Regions from separate parts of the Homo sapiens genome. Here region 2 is linked to region 1. The links are chromatin contacts, found by Hi-C or POLR2A ChIA-PET in ENCODE. All regions are on one chromosome and are shown on one strand. Each heading gives the region's core, a stretch centred on a gene start or an enhancer-like site at or near the end of the contact. The rest is flanking DNA. Distances are from core to core; before and after follow the strand shown.

What was found. Hi-C counts contacts between places; a loop is a spot of excess contacts on that map. ChIA-PET counts read pairs that join two places held with the same protein, here RNA polymerase II (POLR2A). Pooled maps may share reads with other maps.
Region 2: a loop to region 1 is called in a pooled map, with 2.3 times the contacts of the local background. The contact joins two enhancer-like sites. A Hi-C loop is called at or near these places in 1 of 37 single-sample maps with no recorded cell type and 1 of 50 pooled maps. POLR2A ChIA-PET finds 5 or more read pairs at or near these places in 4 of 52 experiments (AG04449, AG04450, BJ and 1 more).

What each region holds. Positions count from the first base shown.
Region 1 is chr16:73,170,928-73,175,421 of GRCh38, forward strand. It overlaps a transcript of ZFHX3 not described here. Among named protein-coding and RNA genes, the nearest start is that of ZFHX3-AS3, 60 kb to the right of the region's middle. RefSeq lists enhancers at 1-470, 541-1,390. Within about 2 kb of position 1,789, at least 23 of the 41 ENCODE cell types and tissues checked have a DNase peak (open chromatin) inside an H3K27ac peak, as active enhancers do.
Region 2 is chr16:73,212,429-73,217,025 of GRCh38, forward strand. It overlaps a transcript of ZFHX3 not described here. Among named protein-coding and RNA genes, the nearest start is that of ZFHX3-AS3, 18 kb to the right of the region's middle. Within about 2 kb of position 3,208, at least 5 of the 41 ENCODE cell types and tissues checked have a DNase peak (open chromatin) inside an H3K27ac peak, as active enhancers do.

The DNA of each region.
Region 1 (4,494 bases), core at 539-3,038:
CCGTGGAAAATCCAGAGCCGACAATGTCTGGGACTACAGAACCGGCGACAGCGTGCGGCAGGGATTCAAGTCCAGAATGCGGTGGAACCTGTTATGAACTAATTAAAATTTAATCTGCTAAAGCCATTTTCTCCATCATTTGGGAACCCTCTCTTGACTTCAGCAAGTTCCAAAGAGCCTCTCAAATAGAGGATGCTGTATTTTTGCACTTTTTTTCTCTGTGTATTAGATTTCATCCCCCCAAAAAAGCCCTTTTTAAAAAGGGATTCTAGATAGAGTAGCCATATAATTTATCATCCAAACTGGGACGCTTTTGAGAGTGAAAAGAAGTGCTATTAATAATTACTCTGGGATAATAGATACAAACTGGGCTGTTCCGGGGAAATGCCGAGGTATCTTCAAGGAAACTGTAGGGTCAGGCACCGATCAAATGCATCCACTGGGCTGAAAGCCTCAGGCAGAAGGAGCTCTGTCTGTGTGACTCTTGTGCCTTGGATAGTGCTTGGTCTACAGTGAATGTGTAAATCCACAGTTGTCCTGGGTGTGCCTTCTGAACAGAAAATGGCGGGGGGGGCGGGGTGGGGGGCGGGCAGAGTGAACCCAGACGTTCCTTGCAATTTCACAGCCGCAAAGGGGAATCTGTGTTCCTGCAGCGCAGGCAGGTACACGATGCATAAGCGTCTGTGTATTCTGTGTTTACTGATTCCTAACTGTTAGCAGTTAATTGCCATCTGTTGACACACCCTGAGGGGGAATGTTAAGCAGTTCTCGACATCTGCATATATATTCTCTGCCTACATATTTTACTAACTCTTGTTTATGGGACCCATTTCCTCAAATCCATGCTACTGTGCCCCTGATTTTGTAACATACACGTACCCGGTGTCAACCTTTGGGGTTGAATGGGCAAAAATGCCCTCCTCAACTGTTCCCAACACAAAGAAATACTAAATGCTTGAGATGATGGCTACCCTAAATACCCTAATTTGATCATTACACATTATATCAAAATATCACACCTACCCCATCAATATGCACAATGATTATGTATCAATAAAAAAATGGGAAAAAATTCCCTTTTGGGTCCGCCAGAGATGCTGACTGCAGACCGGGTCCTGCCCAGACTCGCCAGCCACTCCATTTCCCACCCCTCCTCCACCCGCCTGCCGGGTCCTTCAGGAAGAGTGAAATGGTCCATTGATCCCTGAGGAGGAAAAGAGCATGTTCGGCCTTTTGAGAGGTTATGGACACTCTGAGTGACACCCGAGCCCAAGCCTCCAACAGCAAGTCCGGCAGCCCCGGGGTGCAGGGGCGAGGCCCGGCCTTGTCTCTGCCATCCACGTGTAATCTGGCCCTGAAACTGACCAGCTCCGACGCCCTCCTTCCTCCTGCCCGCCAGGCGCTTCGTGTTCTTCCCATGTCTTGGGAGAGATCCGTCTCCTTTGACAGACTCAAGATTCCAGGCCGAACTTTCCCATGCCACCGTCCCTCAAAATAGCCCCAGCCGAGCTGTATTTATAGCCGTGTGAGACTCTAATGGGCCAATTTGTTTGAATTTCCACTGCTTTTGTGTTGAACTTACCCCTCTCCTGTGGGCAGTCTCTTCAGGCCTTTATTGATGGGGTGTGTGAGGATGGCGTAGGCCGTGTTCAAGATGGTAGCTCTATAGAGCGTGGGGGCTGTTTTGCATATTTACTGTTCTTTAAAGCCGGTTTTTTGAGAGAGAGAAAGAGACAGAGAAAGAGGTTTCTGTAAGTAGCCCGGACAATGAGAACAAGACCGGCTGTATGCCAAGCACGGGATCCCGGCCAAAACACATATCATTAGCTTGGACCAGCTATAAGCAAGGAAATGAGAAACATATGCTAGGAGCAAGGTTAGGAGTGAAGGACCATGGGTCATTGACAGTCGCCCTAAAACTTTTCCCTTGTTCTTCAGCTGTGGCCTGGCGGTGTCAAATGTCATTTCGACTGCCTTGATTTCTCATGGTGGGGCTGCCTGTGGTTTTTTTTTTTTTTTTTCTTTCTTTCTTTCTCCCCCTGCTGTTTCCTGATGGGACTGTTTTTTTGTTTTTTTTTTTGTTTTTTTTTTTTTTTTTTGGGAGGGGAAAAGAGAACAGTCAGGGAAGGGCTTATGTGATAGTTTTTCTCAGTTCTGGGAAAATAACCTTGTTTCCTGTGATGCACTCTTCAATTCCTCACTTTCTCTGAAGCAACGATGTCTCTGGGTTTTGGATCCATACTGGTTTGAGAGGGGAAGACTGAGGGGAGGCTTTTAAAGCAGTTCTTGCTGTTTCTTTCTTAAATATAATTAGATGCGCCTCATTACCTCACACTGAAGGACTTTTGTACTTTTTCGAGCTGTGTTTTCTGAGATCTTCCGTGGGCGACGGCTTGTCGTTTCCACTTGCAGTTAATTGCATTAGCAGGTATTTTCCCCCCGCCCCTCCCGCCCCGGCATATTTGTCCTCTCTTCTCGCTCTCCCCAAGATATCTGGAGTCGATTTTGCGAGTCCGAAGGCCACACCCAGGGAGTCTGCTTGTGCCTGAACGTGATGAAGGATCTGGATTCCTTTGGCCCTTCCCAGTTTCCCTTTCCTCCACCTCATTCTTTTTTCTTAAAGTCTTCCCCGGACAGTTTACTAACAATGCTCTGCTCTCTTGCACTCCAAGGTCAGGACCCCTGTTCCCTATAAAACCCAGATGAAGAACTGTATCCATGCAACTCAGAGGCGGTCCCTGGAGAGCATCCCATGTGGCTACTGTTCTGAAACGACCACAACCGCCCAGGAAACTCACCAGGCTCCGACACCCAGGTTTGGCCAAAGTCACAAGATAGCCACGGATATACCCTGCCATTCCCATGAAGGGAACGCTATAGAAGTGGGGGCGCAGGGCAGTTGCAAGCCTGTATGGCAGAAAGGGGAAGGAATAAAATGCTCTCCCATAAACCCCTTCGGACCTTCATTCCTTTAAGATTTAGGGAATGGTGTTGGGGTGGAACCATGTAAAATAATTAAAACATTCGGTCCCTGTTTATCTTTTGCTTCCTTCTCTGTGCCTTGTTCTGAAAATAAACTTTGCAGTTAGTTTCCGGGCTCCCAAAATTCCCAAGTGTGTGAGCGTCCTCAAGGCTTTGGGCAGAGTTAATGACCGGCTTGAGGTTCACTGGACGTGTTTCCCCCAGGCGAGCCACCTTTTTTTCCTTAACTTCAGTTTCTGGGTAGCAGATCTCTCTTCTCTGCATGGAGACCTTCCTGGTCACAGGAGGAAACCTCACTTGCTGATGCCTTCTAAGGCCTCAGTGGATCAGGAATGGGTGGTGTGTGTGTTCACACAAAACAACAACAACAACAACAACAACAACAACAACAACAACAACAAAAGGAGGAATAAGGGCTGCCAAACCGCAACATGCAGGCAACGGGCATTTAAGTTTTATATTGACAGCGAGGCAGGATCCTGGTCAGATACCTGAAACTCTTCCAATTTCAAGGAATCTATTCCGCGACTCTCTCTCTTCCCTGTCTTTAGTGGTAGAAGGGGGCTGGTATTAGGTTTGAGTTCACGTGTTTTCTTTTTGCATCCTCACTGCTTGGGCTGCCTCTCAAATCTCCACACAGCCAAAACCTGCCTCCAACCCACCATTTCCTGTCATCTCCTCCACTGTAACCCTCCTGGCCCAGTCACATCTCCTCTTGCTGGAAACCTGTAATGCCTTCTAAATGGTCCCCACACTCTTCTCCTGCCCCATTGCAGTCCGCTCATCAATGAGCGACCCAGAGGGATCCTTTAAAAACCCAAATCAGGGCCGAGCACAGTGGCTTATGCCTATAATCCTAGCATTCTGGGAGGCCGAGGTGGGTGGATCACTTGAGGTCAGGAGTTCAAGACCAGCCTGGGCAACATGGCAAAACCCCGTCTCTACTAAAAATACAAAAAAAAAAAAAAAAAAAAATTAGCCAGGCATGGCGGCACATGCTTGCAATCCCAGCTACTCGGGAGGCAGGAGAAACGCTTGAACCTGGGAGGTGGAGGCTGCAGTGAACCGAGATAGCGCCACTGCACTCCAGCCTGGGTGACAGAGCAAGACCCCCTCTCAAAACCAACCAACCAACCAACCAAATACCCAAATCAGATTAAGCCCATTTCCCTGCTGAAAACCCCACTTGGCCTGGTGTGGTGGCTTACACCTCTAATTCCAGCACTTTGGAAGGCTGAGGCGGGCGGATTACTTGAGGTCAGGAGTTCGAGACCAGCCTGGCCAACATGGTGAAACCCTGTCTCTACTAAAACTAAAAAAATTAGCTGGGCATAGTGGCTCATGCCTGTAATCCCAGCTACTTGAGATGCTGAGGCAGGAGAATCACTTGAACCCAGGAGGTGGAGGCTGCAGTGAGCTGAGATTGCACCACTGCACTCTAGCCTAGGCAACAGAGAGAGACTATGTCTCCAAAACAAACAAACAAACAAACAAAAAAACCACTGGTGGCCC
Region 2 (4,597 bases), core at 1,958-4,457, 43 kb after region 1:
CTTGATCCATTTCTATCATACATCCAGTTTATCCATTGCATTCTGGTAAGATATTTATTCTGCTATCATAAACAATCCTGCTGTGAACATTCTAGATTGCTATACAGAGCAGAGCTTCTAACTGCTGTGCTCTGGCATACTGATATGTTGCAAATGGTCACACGTGTGTGGAGATATGGAGCCACCTGGATCATTTGCTGATCTGCCCCCAGCTCATGACCGTCACCTGGAGCTGTGAGCTGTCCCTAGTGTTTACCTCAATATACTCCACACATGTGCTTGTCTATGTGACTCGTGACTCTAAAATTCTTGCAGAGTATTGATACGGAGTTGGCATTACAAATATGCCCTCTGCAGCCAGCCCAGCAGACTTTGAGTCTCAGGGTCACCCTCTATCAGCTGGGGGATCTTGGGTAAGTGACTTTTTTGTGTGTGTCCCTCAATTTCCTCATTTCTTAAGTGGAAGTAATTATAATATCTGCCTTCTAGTAATTGTATTGTTTAAAAAGTGCATGCGTGTAAACCCTTCGAACAACGTCAGAAACGCAGGAAGTAATCAAGATGTTAATTATTAGTGTCCTTGACTCTTTTTGACTATTTCCGAGCTGGGATGGTTTCTGATCTGAAAGACAGAATGTGACCTTTGTCCCTGAAGATCTGTGTCTCTCCATATGGCGTAGGACATAGCTTCCCAAAAGGTATGATGAGAGAGGGATTCTTTAGCCCTGAAGATCATCTGGAAAGGCCTGAGGGATCAGAGCCCCTGGGCTGATAGCACCCAGCCTTTGATTACTCCAGTGTGCCAAACAAACAGAATCACTTTTATTGTGTGCAATGACTTGAGAAAGGTTGGGAAACGGGGTCATGGGCTTTGTGTTTATTTCAGATTTTACTTTGACACCCTGCCTCACCAAGTTTTCCTTTCCTTCTCTTTTCTCTCAACTGTAAGCACCAATTATTTGGCAAACAATCACAACTAACCAGAACTTAGCTCGACCCACATGTGCAAGGAGAAAGAGATCGGTTTTCAATAGTAGTTTGCTGAGGTAACTTCAATAGCATTTTGCAATATAATATGATAATTACCACTTTTTAGGGAAAGAAAAACACGTTAATAATCCTTTACCTACATCTCATGTAACTCTTTTGTTTTCTAATACTTGGCTGGTCCCCGCAGTTTGGGGACATTCAGGGGGTAAGTGCATGATAATAAGAACTACTTACTGCTGAAACTTGAAGGTGTATTTAAAACACGGGTGATGCTTTTGTGAATAGCCATGTTTTCTGTCTTTAATTTTAGTTGCTGTTTCTCCTAGTCTTGAGGTTTTGAAGTTTCTGGCTTTCTCCTTTATGGGCCCGGGTCCCATTTTTGCTCCAGTTGAGTGCAGATACATGTCTCAAATTCTGGCTGAACATCAGCTGTCCTCTCAGTTTTCAGAAGATGGCTCTCCTATTCCTTCCATAAGCTGCTTTGGTCTTTGTTCCCCGCTCCAATCTGTAAGCCATCTGCACCCTTTATTATTAAGAACATATTTACCAAGATTTCACAACTGTTTAATAGATACGTATCTTATTACATGTTTGATACACCTCATTAAACATATGATTCAATCGGTATTTATTTAACATCCAGTAAACACGGAGACCCCTCAGCCTAGATAGGGGGAAGGGGGAGGACCCCAGCTCAGTGTCAGTGTGCCCCTTTGTCCTATAGAAACTGCTCCGCACAGCCCAGTGCTTCATCTTTAACCCTTCAACACTCCAGCTCAAATGGGCTTGGGCCAAGAGTCAAAGTCGGGATGAAAGCCTAAACTGTAGCTTACACACAGTTCAGGCTCCCACTGGGGCTACCAGGCTGGATGCAGTCCACGTTCTCCTCATGCCATCTCAGCAACAGAGCCAAGTGTGAGCTATGGGGTGCCCTGTATTTCCAGCCCTACAGTGTGACTGTGAATTTTTTTTTTCGGTGACTTACGGTGTGGCCTTCAATACAATTCATTGCAAAAAAAAGGAGGAAGATTCCAAAATCTCCCAGCTGTTCTTTCAAACCAGACTAGATGCATCAGAGCCCTGTTAAATAAACTAGATATAGACCAGGATGCTCTCTGAGTCTATCCCTCTGCTTCGTTCTTCACTTGTCTAATCTTCATGACCCTTGATTCATGGTGTTGACCTCTTCACACATATCCCAGACATCTGAGTTCACTTCCCATGTGCTCGAGATCTCTTAGTGGTTTCAGTTATGATACACCTGAGTACTACATGGGGGGAAGCTCAAGACAGAAAATACAACTCAACACAAGAGCCTTTCTTCAAATGGAAATTTTCTGGCATGAGTTTCTCATCCCTGCCAGCTTCACTTTCTTCTAAAGCAGGGCTTTGGAGAAACATTACTCCATTGAAATGCTGAAGGCCTTTTTTTTTTTTTTTTTTTTTTTTTCTGTTGTTCAGGGTTTCCAGGATTCAGGGTGAAGAAATCCAAAGAAACCACACCAACTCCTCTGTGGGAAAACTTTTCCTTTAAGAAGGCCACAAGGCTTAGCCAAACAACTGATTACAAAGTATGGAACTGCAATGCTTTCTGTAGAGGGGGCAGGGGGCAATTTAGTTCTTAGTTCTTTGCCATAAATAACGGATTAAAAAGCTTAGCTGATGCTATAAATTAAAAATGTGAAACTAATTATACCAGTCCCATAAAAGCAAAACAACCAATTCATAACCAAAGTATGTGATGTGACAGCATCTACTGGGTATGACAGCTCTAGAGAAGCCGAGGAGACCCAGTAATCCTGCAAGAATCTGTCCTCCAGCCCAGAACCACAGGCCTACTTCCATGTTACAAAGCAAAACAGTAGTAGCTATGTTGTTCTCTCTACCCATTTTTCATGACAATGGCTTCATCCTTTCTCCACCCCTTCCATGCAGGCCCATTACTCAAAAGAAAGGCTCACCCATACCAAAAAGCACAGCTGCAGTTTTGCCAATTCAAACCAGATGGGTCTGAAAGGCAGCTGCTGCCAAGACTATAATTCAACTGGGAGTTCCTAAATGTTTCAACCAGCCATTTAATAATGTTCTATCTGGAGTTTTCTCCCTGTTCTAAATATATGAGTGAGGCCAACTTGGTAGGACCCTGCAGTTTCAGAAGAGTTCTCTGTGTTGCTCAATGGATTGTTTCCTTCTGTTTGACATGGCCCCATACTCAACGTATCACAAACTGCTGTGTTTTCTCCACCCCTAGCTTGTCCTCCCCCCGATGCTGAATGAATCACTGTTCACAACTGATCATGTCCTCTGTGTATAAGAATTATTCATTACACATTTTGCCTGTGACTTTGTGGTTCTTTGCATTAAAGGTGGAACTTATTTCCTCATTGTGTTGGTCTGTTGCTCAATCACATGACTTGACTTGGCTAATGGGGAGAGAGAGGTGTGTGTGTGTGCATGGACGTGTGTGTGTGTGCGTGTGTATGTGTATGCTGGGTCTACATGGAGACCTCAAGAAACACTGCATATTTCTGTTCATGCTTTTATACTCAGATGATCTCACATGAGAATGATATGATCTAGATAGTGATTGATCTGAGAAGAATGAGAAAGCACAACTAACTTGAACCCATCTTGCAATGTGGAGTCAAGCTCAGCTGATTCCAGTCAAGCACAGAAGAACCAAAGCAGGCCTATAGATACACAAGGGAAAAATAAATGCTTACTGTTTTAAGATGCTAAGTTTCGGGAAGCTTTGTTACACAGCATTATTGTGGCAGTCGCTGACAGATACACTTGCCACCTAAGTTATCTTTCCAAAACTGCCATGGGATTATGTTAGTCCCTTGATTTGTGGCTTCTTGCTGCTTACAGGTCAAGTCCAAACTCTGTGCCATGTCATTCAAGGTCCCCAGCAATCCAGCTCTAGTTTAAGCATCAGTTTCTCTGCAAATCCTTCCCCAACTGAATTGGTTCCCGTCCTCTGGGTTTCCAGAGTCCACCAGTGATCTGCTGCAACAGTACTTGTCAAACTGGATATCGCTAGTATTATATCCATCTCCCTCAAAAGACTGTGAACTCCAAAGTCAAGAGTCAACTCATTCATCTTTGTAGTCTCAGCATGAACCTATGGTAAACAAACTGAATTTACTTAGCAATGATTACAGCCTGCCTGATTTTGATAGGAAACACTGATAGATCATTTGACTACAAAAGACACAAATATTGTCCCAGCTACTCAGGAGGCTGAGGCGAGAGAATGGCCTGAACTCAGGAGGCTGAGCTTGCGGTGAGCTGAGATCGCGCCACTGCACTCCAGCCTGGGTGACCGAGCAAGAGTCCATCGCAAAAAAGAAAAAGAAAAAAAAAAAGGACTCAAATATTATCTGAACACTTTCAAAAAAGTAACTAGGACTCTGTCTCCCCTTCCTCTAATTTTCTAATTCAGGAGTTCAGCTTCCTGAACAACGGTCTGGGTTTCAGTAGGAGACAGATAGTGGTGCAAATATCCCTGAAGGTCGTAAAGACATGTTCCGAAAGCATGGCCGTGGTCCACTTAAGTTCTCCCTTAGGATTTCAGCCTGATCCTTGCTCTAATGTTGACCCACTG